Linked DNA regions of Homo sapiens: region 1 is linked to region 2. A link is a contact called in ENCODE Hi-C or POLR2A ChIA-PET data. All regions are on one chromosome and are shown on one strand. Each heading gives the region's core, a stretch centred on a gene start or an enhancer-like site at or near the end of the contact. The rest is flanking DNA. Distances are from core to core; before and after follow the strand shown. Region 1 holds the start of CFAP251 (cilia and flagella associated protein 251). Region 2 holds the start of GATC (glutamyl-tRNA amidotransferase subunit C).

Region 1 (7,171 bases), core at 1,498-3,997, 1.5 Mb before region 2:
TGCTTCTCGGGGAGCTTCTGCTGCATCTGACATTCTTCTCTGTAGAGTTTCCTCTAGAGAGATTTTGACCATAATAACCAGCTGGCCCTCAGCTTCCCATTTCCATCTCCTAGTGCACTAACCTACTGATGAAATGTGCATAAATGGCTCTGTTCCCTTTCCATAGGAATAAAAAGAATGTCATGTTTCTGACCAGGCACGGTGGCTCATGCCTGTAATCCCAGCACTATGGGAGGCCAATGCAGATGGATCACCTGAGGTCAGGAGTTTGAGACCAGCCTGGCCAACATGATGAAACCCCGTTTCTACTAAAAATACAAAAATTAGCTGGGTGTGGTGGCAGGCGCCTGTAATCCCAGCTACTTGGGAGGCTGAGGCAGGAGAATCGCTTGAACCTGGGAGGCAGAGGTTGCAGTGAGCCAAGATCATACCATTGCACTCCAGCCTGGGTAACAAGAGCAAAGTTCTGTCTCAAAAATAAAAACAAAAAAAGAATGTCATATTTCTGGCCAGGCACAGTGGCTCACGCCTGTAATCCCAACACTTTGGGAGGCTGAGGCGGGAGGATCAGTTGAGGTCAGGAGTTTGAGACCAGCCTGGCCAACATGGTGAAACCCCATCTCTACTAAAAATACAAAAAGTTGGCCGGGCGTGGTGGCTCACGCCTGTAATCCCAGCACTTTGGGAGGCTGACGCGGGTGGATCACGAGGTCAGGAGATCGAGACCATCCTGGCTAACACGGTGAAACCCCGTCTCTACTAAAAATACAAAAAATTAGCCGGGCTTGGCGGTGGGCGCCTGTAGTCCCAGCTACTCGGGAGGCTGAGGCAGGAGAATGGTGTGAACCCGGGAGGCGGAGCTTGCAGTGAGCCGAGATCGTGCCACTGCACTCCAGCCTGGGCAACACAGCGAGACTCCGTCTCAAAAAAAAAAAAAAAATACAAAAAGCCTGGTGTGGTGGTGGTGCCTGTAATCTGAGCTACTCAGAAGGCCGAGGCAGGAGAATAGCTTGAATCTGGGAGGCGGAGGTTGCAGCGAGCCAAGATCATGCCACTGCAGTCCAGCCTGGGCAACAGAGCGAGACCCTCTCTCAAAAAAAAAAAAAAAAAAAAAAAGTCACATTTGTGGGAAACCTTTTTTTTTTTTTTCTCTTGAGACAGAGTTTTGTTCTTGTTGCCCAGGCTGGAGTGCAGTGGCACGATCTTGGCTCACTGCAATTACTGCCTCCAGGGTTCAAGCTATTCTCCTGCCTCAGCCTCCCGAGCAGCTGGGATTACAGGCGTCTGCCACCACACCCAGCTAATTTTTGTATTTTTTCAATGGAGGCAGGGTTTCACCATTTTGGCCAGTCTGGTCTTAAACTCCTGACCTCAAGTGATCCGCCCGCCTTGGCTTCCCAAAGTGCTGGGATTACAGGCGTGAGCCATCACGCGCAGCTGGGAAATCTTAAAGTATATGTATTTGTGGCCCAGATCTTAAAAATACTGATCCAGGGCCTGTCAACTTTCTGGGAATAAACACCTTGTAGCCTTTTTACTCATTTAAAATATATTTATATTCCCACAGGCAGCAAAATGCATAACCCACATATTAGCAACAATTCTAGAAACAGGAATACGAGAAGAAGCAGGGTAGCCTAGTGGTTAAAAGCAAGGGCCTTGCTGTCAGCTTGTCCTAGCATTGAATCCCATTTCCACCACGTACTTGCTCTGTGACCTTGGGCAAGTCACTTTACCCCTCAGAGTCTGCATTTTCTCATGGGCAAAATGAAAAGAATAATCCTAAATTCTAGGGTTGTTGTAGAGAAGTGATAACATATATAAAATGCTCATCACAATTCTGGCACATACAGCTTGAAAAAATGGTAGCAGTTGTTATTATTTGAGAGAAAAGCAACCCTAATGTGCAAAGAAATGAACAGTTTGAAAGCCTTCTGGCATATTCTCCATTTATTCCTTACAACAAACAAGAGTTTGAACTAGGAAAACAATAAGGATGGATACTTTATCCCTAAAGAGTTGGACCCCGAACAAAAAAAATCCCTACATTTTCAGTGACATTAGAATAAGAGAACTCAACACTTTGAAAATAAAGTCCCAGAGAGTACAGAGTAGAAAAGGTATTTCTATTTCTTAATTTCTTTCTCAGCACTAAATGTATCAGCTCCTCAAATTCATCTCTGGTAAAAAAAAAATAATAATAATAATAATAAATAAATAATGAATGGATAAATGAGTTTGAGGCTCTGAGAGGTGAAGTGACTTATTCAAGATGACACCGCTAGTAAGAACGAGATTTCTCTGGCACTTAGTTTCTCCAGCTGAAAAATCACTGCTCTGAATCAAGTCTAGGGCTCTCACCACCGAGCCTCTTTTGACTGAGCCCAACTTCGCCGGCGCGTCTGGACAGCCGGGTTCGAGCCGCAGGGGTTTGGGGCAGGGGTGCCAGGTGCGTGGCTCTGCGAGGGGATTAAAGCCCAGGTGCGGCCTCTGCCTCCAACTCAGGTCTCCCTGGGGCCGCCCCAGGCCCCACAAGGGCCAGGTCGGGTGAGCGCCCCCCAAGGGGCACCAGACCCCGCCAGGTCGGGGGCCCCCTCGCCAGGGCCGCGTGGCCTCCGCCCCGGACTTACAGAGAGCACCCACCCCGGTCTTCAAAAGGCCAGAGTCGTCCCGCCGCCTGGACCCCTCAGCCACCTCCCGGGCCTCCTTCCAGCGGCCGCCACCTTCTCCACCAGCTCCCTAGTTCTGGTTGCCACCCAAGCTCCGTCCCCATGGCAACCGCCACCGCCGGAAGCGACAGGCCCTAAAGCGACAGGGCAGGGCGGTGGTCACGTGCCAGGAAACGGTGACGAGCGTGCCCGACGTGCCTCCTGCCGGTCGCTGGCGGCATAGACTTTCCTCGCTTTTCTGTCCTTCCTCCGCTCGCACGATCCCACCTTTTCACATGGTCCCGTCCCCTAAGAAGCTGCAGCGGCCAATACTGCCAATTTTTACTTTCCGCAACCTTGGCAAGATGGGGTGGAGAAGTATGAACTCGGATACAATGCTCTTTTCCAAAAGCAAACTGAATTTCCAGGTCTCATGGATGCAGCACACAACCGTCCTGCCTGCCTCCTCACCGGGCACCGCGTGTTGCAGACAATTCCAGCTGGCTGGGGGCAGATATGACACAGGGTGCACCAGCTTGCGGTTCTCAGCACAAAGCGTTTCCGCAAAACCGGTCTGGCTATATCTATTAGGATCATTCCACGTCAAAGTGGCTCTCCACTAACATCTCATGGAAGACGGCAACAGGTGGCCACACGGGTTTCCACTGGGACCCCTGCAGGAAACCAGCCAGAGCCACTGAGGCAGAAGGCTCTCTGCTGCTGTCATTTTAGGAGAATGTGAATAATTCTCCCCGCCCACACTGCCATGCCCCAGTGATGGTAAATTGATTAATATGCATACATCTTAAAATAAAAAAGAAAGGATAAACTGGGCAAGCTGTGTTTATTATAGTCTGAGACTTTATAAAAGAGACTGGAAAATACGTGGAATTAGAACATGCAATTTAAACAGCAAACATTGGTAAACACAGCATGTCTGTGGCTACCAGAGGGGAATACGTATGGCTGTCAGGTCAAATAGAGTTTGAGGGAATTCGCCCAATAGGAAGGCTTTGGAATTGAGTGTGAGAACCTGTGGCTGGAAGCACACAGCAATACCAATCCCATCAAGGCAAGCTGGTATCTGTATCCAACCACAGCAAAACCAGTCCCAAGGAACACAGGGCTTGCCTGGCAGAACTGCCAAAACAGAAAGCGGTGTGCAAGAACTGGGGAAATGAACACTGATACCATGGAGAGGAAAAAATAATTCAAAGTATTGGCAGGAATCCCTGAGAACCATTTTACCATCTTAAAAGAGACAAAAAATAAAAGGGAGGAAGAATAAGCATTTTCAAGAGGTCTGATCTACTCGTTCCTATCCATACCTCAGCGGTTTACAAAATAGCGCTGATCTCAGGGCATAGCCAGGAGGTTCAATTATAAAAAGTCAAACTAGCAGTGGGCTGGGCGCAGTGGCTCACGCCTGTGATCCCAGCACTTTAGGAGGCCAAGGCAGGAGGACTGCTTGAGCCCAGGAGTTCGAGACCAACCTGGTCAACACAGGGAGACCCTGTCTCTACAAAAAATAAATTAGCTATGCATGGTGGTGCACGCCTGTGGTCCCAGATACTTGGGCGGCTGAGGCAGTGCCCACAGCGTCAAGGCTTCAGTGAACCTTGATCACGACACTGCACTCCAGCCTGGGTGACAAAGCAAGACCTTGTCTCCAGAAAACAAAAACAAAAACACACAAAAACGGAGGGGTTCTTACTAGCGAAGTGAAAGGAGCTTGCTGCCCTCTGGTGGGTTCCTAAAGAGGAAGCTGACAGGACACCACGCTGGGCCACCTGGGAAGCCTCCAGGCTTTCCCTGTTCTCCAAAGGGAGCTACTATGGCCCTGACAGCCCAGCTGCTGAGGAAGCACAGTACTTAACCATTTCCGTATCCACAGCAGCAAGGCCTCAGTGCAAAGAAATATGTTGGTCAAAGCCTGACTTTGCAATTGCTAGCCTGTTTTGCCCAACTTTCTATGAAGCTCTTCTGACCCCATCTGAGCTTTGGTTTGGGAGGGTCATAAGAAATTCAGCTGGGGTGACAACAGGGTCATATCAGCACTGTAAAACTCTTTATTAAAAATAATAATAATAATCACACCAGTACCTGCCAGAATAACTTCCGCCCACTTGCCCACAATCCAGGGAATTCCTATTTAGGGCCGTGGCCTAATTTGTGAAAGAGGCCAAGCCTAAGTTTTTAAGAATGCCTTAATCCAGGGAGATTACACTGGTGGGCCACAGTACTGCCACCACACAGAAGTTCAGGTTACAAGCCTCTTCCAGATCCTTATGCTTCAGGGAGAGAAGACAAGTTGGAAATCCCTAGACCCAAGTCCAGGGCAAGGGAAGATGCTTTCCTGTTACTGTTCCCCAGGGACAATCATCTTTGCAGAGGAATAATGTTGCAGCTGGAAGAAAGAAGAAAAGGAATGGCGTAAGTTTGGAGGCTCCCTTCAGGAAGGTCAGAGGCTGAGCCCTTCTGACCTTTTCACCAATGTTCTTTCATTCTTTTAAAGCAAATGCCTAGTGCATGAATGAACTGGAGAGACTCCCAGGAGAGACTCTGGGGCTCCCTCTGCTTCTAGAGCTGTAGTCTCGTTCCTACCACGAGGATTTATCTGCAGTTTCCATGCAAACTGGGGATTCCCATTATTCCCCAATGTCTCCCCAGCCTTCCCCTCCAGCTTCATGTTTAACAAACACTCAAATGATGCCCCAGTGAGAATGAACAGAAACAGATACTTTACCCCAGCAGTCCTTTTCCTGCCCAGCGTGTTGGAACAAGTCTAAGCTGGTGTTTTTCCCCCCTGCGGATCACTGTCACATTCAGGGGCTTCTGAAAAGAAAATAAGCTCATTTCGTGTTCAGCCTCGTTAGTACTCAGAGATGCAGGCTAAAATGCTGAGATCCCATTTTTTGCCTATCAAATTGGTAAAGATTTACATTTGCAGCATAATCCTGTGGTTGGCGAGAGGGTGGGGAACGTGGCACTGCACTCTCAGGGCAGCCAGGGTGCTGACCTCAGTACCATCTTCCTCAAAAAACACGTGTCCCACCACCAACGATCTTTAAAAGGTACATCCAAGGTACATAGTACACAATTGCAAGATGACATACAAATTACAAGACATACAAATGCCTGTAATCCCAGCACTCTACAAAAAGTATAAAAATTAGCGAGACATACAAATGAAATGTTCATTCCAGGACTGTGTAGAAATTCAAAAACTGAAAACACCAGAAATGTCCATCAATAGGTATTGTTCAAATACAGTACAGAGAATGAAGGGTTTTAGTCAAAACAAACCAAAACCCCACCAAAGTATGAACCTATTTGATAATATTTTCTTTCTTTTTTTTTTTTTTTGAGACACAGTCTCACTCTGTCACCCAGGCTGGAGTGCAGTGGCACAATCTTGGCTCACTGCAACCTCTGCTTCCCAGGTTCTAGCAATTCTCATGCCCCAGCCTCCTGAGTAGCTGGGACTACAGGTGCCCGCCACCACACCCGCCTAATTTTAGTATTTTTAGTAGAGACAGGGTTTCGCCATGTTGGCCAGGCTGGTCTCAGAACTCCTGATCTCAGGTGATCCACCCACCTCAGCCTCCCAAAGTGCTGGGATTACAGGTGTGAGCCACCGTGCCCGGCCGATAATATTTTCTAAAAGGACACCTGTGTTGCTCTAGTGTGCGAAGTTTTCTGGAAGAACATGGAAAAACTTGTTAAGAGTGGTTACTTCCAGAGAGGACTAGTCCTTTGGAAAAAGAAGATGTTTACTTTTATATATTTCCATATCATTAATTTTTTAACCATGCGTATGTATTGCTTTATTTTTCTGAGACAGAGTCTTGCTCTGTTGCCCAGGCTGGAGTGTAGTGGTGCAATCTCAGCTCACCGCAACCTCAGCCTCCTAGGTTCAAGCAATTCTCGTGCCTCAGCCTCCTGAGTAGCTGGGACTACAGGCATGCAGCACCATGCTCAGCTAATGTTTCTGTATATTTAGTAGAGACAGGGTTTCACCATACTGGCCAGCCTGGTCTCAAACTCCTGGGCTCAAGTGATCTGCCCACCTCAGCATCCCAAAGTGCTGGGATTTTGGGCATGTGCCACCACACCTGGCATGTATGTATTACTTTCTTTTTTTTGAGATGGGTTCTCTGTCGCGCAGGCTGGAGTACAGTGGCACAATCTCGGCTCACTGCAACCTCCGCCTCCCCGGTTCAAGCAATTCTCCTGCCTCAGCCTCCTGAGCAACTGGGATTACAGGCACGTGCCACCATGCCCAGATAATTTTTGTATTTTTAATAGAGATGGGGTTTCGCCATGTTGGCCAGGCTGGTCTTGAACTCCTGATCTCAGGTGATCCACCCACCTCAGCCTCCCAAAGTGCTGGGATTACAGGCATGAGCCACCACACCCAGCCTGTATATAGTACTTTAATTTAAAAAATTAAAATTAAAGCAGGGGGAGTACATACCAAAAAAATTACAAATTAAAATACGATATCCAGGCACGGTGGCTCA
Region 2 (7,030 bases), core at 966-3,465:
AAAAAAAAAAAAAAAAGGAATGGACTTTTTTGGCCAGTGCAGTGACTCATACCTGTAATCCCAGCACTTTGGGAGGCGAAGATGGGCGGATCACTTGAGGCCAGGGGTTCGAGACCAGCCTGGTCAACATGGTGAAACCCTGTCTCTACTAAAAATGCAAAAACTAGCTGAGTGTGGTGGCGGGTGCCTGTAATCCCAGCTACTCCGGAGGCTGAGGCACAAAAATCACTTGAACCTGGAGGGTGGAGGTTGCAGTGAGCCAAGATCATGCCACTGCACTCCAGCCTGGGTGATGGGGCAGGACTCCACCTCAAAAAAAAAAAAAAACTTTCTTGAGGAAGTGGGAGGCTGAGGCAGGAGGATTGCTTGAGACCAGGAGTTTGAGACCATATGGGGCAACATGGCAAGACCCCGTTTCTACAAAAATTTTAAGTATTAGCCAGGTGTGGTGGTGCACACCTATAGTCCCAGCTATTTGGGAGGCTGAGGCAGGAGGATCTCTTGAGTCTAGAAGTTTGCGACCAGCCTGGGCAACATAGTGAGACCCCGTCCCAAAGGAAAAAGAAAATTGCAAAGTAGAGAAGACATTTGAAAGAATCAAACACGGCCAGGTGCTGTGGCTCATGCCTGTAATCCCAGTACTTTAGGAGGCTGAGATGGGTGGATCACCTTTGCTCAGGAGTCCAGACAAGCCTGGGGAACATGGCAAAATCCCGTCTCTATCAAAAATACAAAAAATTAGCCAGGCCAAGTGGCACGCGCCTGTGGTCCTGTACTTGGGAGGCTGAGATGGGAGGCTCTCTTGAGTCTGGGAGGTGGACATTACAATGAGCTGAGATCATGCCACTGCACTCTAACCTGGGTGATAGAGTGAGACTCCATCTCAAAAACAAATAAAATAAAAATTCAAGGCAGGAATAAAACAGTAACTACATAATGAGCTCACATTTTAATAAAAGAGATATAACAAATGAACAAAAGTCCATTAAAATGTTAGGGAAAAAACCCAATAGGATGAGTTACTAACTAGAAGGGGAGAAGGGATTTGGAGTGGTTAGGAGAGCCCTTTCTGAGAAGATAAGCTGAGACCTGTGCCAAGAGGGAGGCAGCCATGCAAATACTGAGAGGAAGGAAAAAAACGAAGGGCCAGTGCAGAGATCTAGAGAGGAAAAGAACTTGTCTTGCTGGAGAAGCAGTCAAGGTAGCCAAGGAGAGTACTGAGAAGAGTACGTTGGAGTGAGTAGGTAGGGACTCTATGGAGTAGGGCCTTAAAGGCGATGATTAGGCCAGGCGCGGTGGCTCACACCTGTAATCCCAGCACTTTGGGAGGCCGAGGCGGGTGGATCACGGTCAGGAGTTCAAGACCAACCTGGCCAAGATGGTGAAACCACGTCTCTACTAAAAATACAAAAAAAATAAGCCGGGCCTGGTGGCAGTCGCCTGTAATCCCAGCTACTCGGGAGGCTGAGGCAGAGAATTGCTTGAACACGGGAGGCGGAGGTTGCAGTGAGCCGAGATCGAGCCACTGCACTCCAGCCTAGGCAACACAGCGAGACTCCGTCTCAAAAAAAAAAAAACAAAACAAACAAACAAAAAAAAAAACAAAGGCAGTGATTAGCAGTTCGGGTTTTGTTTCCACTTACACTAGCGAGAGCATCAGTAATGAACAAGGGGAAGAGTGAAGCCACTGACTCGCGAGGTGACTGTGGGCAAGTTCCTGAATCTTGCTAACACTCTTTAACCCCCTGGAAAACTGTTCGCTAATCGTCACATTAAACGGCTGCGAACGGGCCACGGTCAAGGCTTCGGGGCTGCAGCCGCGAGTTTACCTGTCCTCCAGGACCGATTCCATGGGCTCCACCCCGTCTGTGTCCACGGCGCGTAGCCGGTCGGCGAAGGCGATAGCTTTCTCCAGTCGCGCCACTGCCTCGCGGCTGCCGAAGTCCACAAGCGCTAGACGCTCCAGGTGCTCGATCACCGCAGCCGTGATCCGGCCACTGCCCTGGAGGAGGGATGAGGCGGGGAGTGTGGGTCACCGGCGCTCCGAAGTGCCTCCCGGCTTGCTCCGCCACCCGCCTAGATGGCCCTGGCCTTTACCTGAGGATCCGCCTTGGAGGTGAAGCCCTGGCGCCCGCCCAGAGGGGCCCGAAGGCCCAGCCACACCAACCGCGACCACATTTCTTCCTTCCTTGGCCCCCGCAGTGCGCCCGCGCGTAACGCCGAGCGACGCGCCTGAGAGTGATGACATCAGAGTGCGCCGTCGTCGCCGCCGCCACCACTGTCGCCATGAACAGTGTGGGGGAGGCATGCACGGACATGAAGCGCGAGTACGACCAGTGCTTCAATCGCTGGTTCGCCGAGAAATTTCTCAAGGGGGACAGCTCCGGGGACCCGTGCACCGACCTCTTCAAGCGCTACCAGCAGTGTGTTCAGGTGAGCCCTCCCGCCTCTGTTCCCAGGCCCTGCATTCTCGGCGCTGTGTCCCACCACACTCATCGTATTTTACGGGGATTGGGACTGGACTGGAAGGGTGGAGAAAAGTCGCAGTGAGGCCAGTGGCAGGAGCTCGCTCCCCTACCATCACCACCGAGGCCACTTGGGTGTCTCTCCGAATGACAAATATTGGGGCAGTGCTTTTCAAGAAGCACAGTCACATCCTTTGGTTCATTTGGTGTTCACCCTAAACTCGCAAGGTGGGCATAGTTACTCATATTTTATACATAAAAAACTAACACCCAGAAATAGGAAGTGATTAATCCGAGTTCACTAGCATCAGGTTTCCTTGGTTCTTTCGCAGGTGGTGCACTTTTCCACTATTACTGCTGGGGTCTGGGCGGGATTATACTTCAGAATTCAGACTGGAGGGTCACATTTTTTTGTTGTTATAAACCCTTCGTTAGCCTGTTTCTCTCTCTTGACCAGTCCCCGCAACTGCAGCCAGGAAATGTTTATTCTGGCCCAATGGATGTGGAACTGCTTTGAATTGTTAAGAACAGCACCGGGCAAAGCACTTCCAATAAGTTAACCCAACACATCCTCACAGCAATTCCCCGAGGTAGTTGCTGTCTTCATCCCATTTACAGTTAGTCACATAGCCAGTAAGTCCTGGAACCCAGATTTGAACCTAAGTCTTTCACTAACACAAAGTGATGATTATTTTTCAAATTTCACTTAATTTTAACGGTTCCCTCACAACTCCTTTTCCAGTCTCCCTCAGGTCTTACACTTGATTTATTCATTATGGTACTTCTGGTTTTTATTTATTTTTGAGGCAGAGTCTCACTCTGTCTCCCAGCCTGGAGTGCAATGGCACAATCTCAGCTCACTGCAACCTCCGCCTCCCAGGTTCAAGCTATTCTCATGCCTCAGCCACCCGAGTAGCTGGGCTTACAGGCATGCGCCACCATGCCCAGCTAATTTTTGTATTTTTAGTATAAACAGGGTCTCGCCATGTTGGCCAGGTTGGTCTCTAACTTCTGGCCTCAAGTGATCCACCTGCCTTGGTCTCCCAAAATGCTGCGATTATAGGCGTGAGCCACCACACCTGACCGGTACTTGTTTTTTAAAAAGTATGTGGTTTGAATCATGGTTATAAGTCTTTATAATCAGCTTGATTTTACTTTTGTACTGTCATATTTTATTTACAAAGCTTGCAACTTAAGCTTCATGTAGGTCTTTATAATGTGTTTTCTCCTCCTACCAGAAAGCAATAAAGGAGAAAGAGATTCCTATTGAAGGACTGGAGTTCATGGGCCATGGCAAAGAAAAGCCTGAAAATTCTTCTTGACCTTGACAGTCACCTTGAAGGATTTCGCAAGTCCAGAAATTGAGGACTCTGGATTTTTGTCAACTAACTCTGTGAACATAGCCATCAGATTTGATGAGGAACTTAGGAGAGAGGAGTTTTATTTCCTCCTTCGATGTTTTCCTCTCAGTTGTAAAAGATGAACTCTTTGAGATGATTTCTCACCTGCTGTGGTATCTTGCAGGAACTGTGTGCTAAAATTGAACAATTTTTTTGAGATTATGGTTGCAATACTTGGCGTGGAATCAGCTTTACATAAATATACCTTGTATGCAAACGATGATAAACTAGTCAGGATGAGCAGAGCTGCCTGACCTCTTGATTTCTGCTGCAAAAGACATATACACTGTACTGGGGTCACTATTTATGAAAGCAATTGGTTAGGACCTCTTTTTTTCCTCTCAGGGAACTAATGCTCTGAAAAGGGATCTGGGCACAACAGTTTCAGTGAGTGCTTTTGAGCACACTTTTATTTTTATATAGTAACTAATGGTTAAGATTGATGGTGGCCTGGATTAGCAAAGAGGAAGACAGCTTTTAACACAGTTCCCTGCCTTCACAAGAGGTGTCAGATTAAGATGTGAAAGCTGCAAGAATGTTGCAGTGAACACCATTTCAGAGCTCTCAGTGTGCAGTTCAGGAATTAAGATACTTGGAATAGCTGTGGAGGAAGAACCTAAATTGCAAAGATCTGCTATTGCCAGCTCTCAACCCAAGTCAGTGAATTGTCAACCTGCATATCCTAAAAATGTCAAAATGCTGCATCTGGTTAAATGTCGGGGTAGGGGGGAAGCTGAAGGTGCTCGCTTCATTTGCCTTGTTTACTCATCCTGCCCTGTAATGTCTGTAATCCTGAAGATGGAATAAATTGTAACATTTAGTTTCTATCATTATTTGCCTCTGGAACTCAGTGCATTTTATGGAACTATTACCCTGTTACCCTACAAACCTCATATATACAGTGGGGAGAGTTTTGTGTTTTGTAACTTAAAGGTGAAGAAAAAGTGACTTGTCTTAAGCTAGGTGGTACAGTATGGCAATCAGAAACCTCACATTTTTTTTTTTTGAGACAGTCTGGTTCTGTCACCCAGGCTGGAGTGCAGTGGCGCAATCTTGTCTTACTGCAAACTCCACCTCCTGGGTTCCAATGATTCTCCTGCCTCAGTCTCCCAAGTAGCTGGGATTACAGGCATGCATCACCATGCCCAGCTAGTTTTTGTATTTTTAGTAGAGATGGGGTTTCACCATGTTGGCTGGTCTTGAACTCTTGACCTCCCGAAGTGCTGGGATTACAGGCATGAGCCACCGCACCCAGCCAAAACCTCACTGATTTCTAAAATTTCCACAATAGGCTATACAAATACACTACGGTACCAAAAAAGGATCAGGAGAGCACTTACTTACCTCAGAATGTCACGTAATCCCCACAATTAATTGAGTAATTTGGTTTTATTAGATACCCAAAGTAGTATGAAACTTGAATTACAGGCCGGGTATGGTGGCTCATGCCTGTAGTCTTAACACTTTGGGAAGCTGGGATGGGCGGATCACTTGAGCTCAGGAATTTGAGACCAGCCTGGGCAACATAGCGAAACCCTGTCTCTACAAAAAAATTAGCTGGGTATGGTGGTGTGTGCCTGTAGTCCCAGCTACTCTAAAGGCTGAGGTGGGAGAATTACCTGAGCCTGAGAGGTGGAGACTGCAGTGAGCTGTGATTGTACCACTGCACTCCAGGCTGGGTGACACAGCAAGACCCTGTCTGAAAAATAAACCAAGAAACTTGATTTATAGAAGGCCCTAATTCTATTGTCTTTTCTCCACTTTACCAATTGCTACATCATATTTAATGTGACTTGTCCTTAATGTCATTTCAAAACATTCTTCATTTATATTTTATGACTGGCTAGGGTCCATTATCCAAGGATTATAAAAGATGTTTGGAACCCAGCCAAGGGAGGCCAGGCAGCAAGCTGAAGTATAATGCATCTGTCCTAAACTCAGACTGGCCACAACCAAAACAGCTCTATAGGGACTCAGAAGTGCAGGCTGTAATATTACAAAATGGCAAAGACAATGAGATTCTCTATTCCGTTAATTATTACAAAATGGCAAAGACAATGAGATTCTCTATTCCGTACTGTATATGCCTTACTTTTGCGTTACCAGTTTAATGTAATATAATATGAAATACCTTGTTGCCTCTTGAACCTTACCACGAAAGTGTTCCTTTGAGCCTTAAGAATAAACCAGCTGGCTGGGCGCGGTGGCTCACGCCAGTAATCCCAGCACTTTGGGAGACTGAGGTGGGCAGATCACCTGAGGTTGGGAGTTTGAGACTAGCCTGACCAACATGGAGAAACCCCATCTCTACTTAAAATACAAAAAATTAGCCAGGTGTGGTGGCACATGCCTGTAATCACAGCTACTCAGGAGGGTGAGGCAGGAGAATTGCTTGAACCTGGGAGGTGGAGGTTGTGGTGAGCCAAGATCATGCCATTGCACTCCAGCCTGGGCAACAAAAGCGAAACTCTGTCTCAAAAAATAAAATAAAATAAAATAAACCAGCTCTGGCCAGGCACAGTGGCTCAGACCTGTAATCCTAGCACTTTGGGAGGCTGAGGTGGGCAGATCACCTGAGGTTAGGAGTTCAAGACCAGCCTGGCCAACATGTGAAACCTTGTCTCTACTAAAAATACAAAAAAGTAGCCGGGCGTAGTGGCGGGCGCCTGTAGTCCCAGCTACTTGGGAGGCTGAGGCAGGAGAATGGCGTGAACCCGGGAGGTGGAGCTTGCAGTGAGCCGAGGTCCCGCCACTGCACTCCAGCCTGGGCGACAGAGCGAGACTCCATCTCAAAAAAAAAAAAAAAAAAAAAAAAATAATAATAATAATAATAATAATAATTGCCCTCTCAGAGTGGTTTTGTAACTACTACTACTACCATTTACTATCCATTAAAGCAGGATAGTTTTAATTCCACAGAAAAGCCAATAAGCAGAAATGTGTCACGCTCCCTTTGTTTCTCTTAAGATTTCTGACCCTACCAGCCCTGAAGGAGATTACCTCAAAGTAAGAACTTGACACATTCGAGGCCAGGCACGGTGGCTCACGCCTGTAATCCCAGCACTTTGGGAGGCTGAGGCGGGTGGATCACGAGGTCAGGAGATCGAGACCATCCTGGCTAACATGGTGAAACCCTGTGTCTACTGAAAATACAAAAAATTAGCT

The links. A loop is a pair of places that touch in the nucleus more often than their neighbours do. ChIA-PET counts read pairs that join two places held with the same protein, here RNA polymerase II (POLR2A).
Region 1: a loop to region 2 is called in a map of breast epithelium, with 24 times the contacts of the local background. The contact joins the promoter of CFAP251 here to the promoter of GATC in region 2. A Hi-C loop is called at or near these places in 1 of 168 maps with a recorded cell type or tissue (breast epithelium). POLR2A ChIA-PET finds 5 or more read pairs at or near these places in 2 of 52 experiments (GM10248 and Panc1).

What each region holds. Positions count from the first base shown.
Region 1 is chr12:121,914,168-121,921,338 of GRCh38, reverse strand. CFAP251 (cilia and flagella associated protein 251) reads right to left here and starts at 2,747. Exons shown (of 22, transcript NM_144668.6): 1 at 2,644-2,747; 2 at 1-53. The coding sequence starts at 33. It overlaps PSMD9 (proteasome 26S subunit, non-ATPase 9), which reads right to left. Exons shown (of 6, transcript NM_002813.7): 5 at 5,395-5,483; 6 at 3,042-5,055. The coding sequence ends at 5,028. RefSeq lists a silencer at 2,469-2,618.
Region 2 is chr12:120,441,629-120,448,658 of GRCh38, reverse strand. It overlaps GATC (glutamyl-tRNA amidotransferase subunit C), which reads right to left and starts at 2,215. Exons shown (of 4, transcript NM_176818.3): 1 at 2,098-2,215; 2 at 1,830-2,002. The coding sequence starts at 2,178. It overlaps TRIAP1 (TP53 regulated inhibitor of apoptosis 1), which reads left to right and starts at 2,275. Exons shown (of 2, transcript NM_016399.3): 1 at 2,275-2,433; 2 at 3,704-4,695. The coding sequence starts at 2,287. The coding sequence ends at 3,787. RefSeq lists enhancers at 1,400-2,245, 2,079-2,373, 1,971-2,520, 1,735-2,934, 2,246-3,093.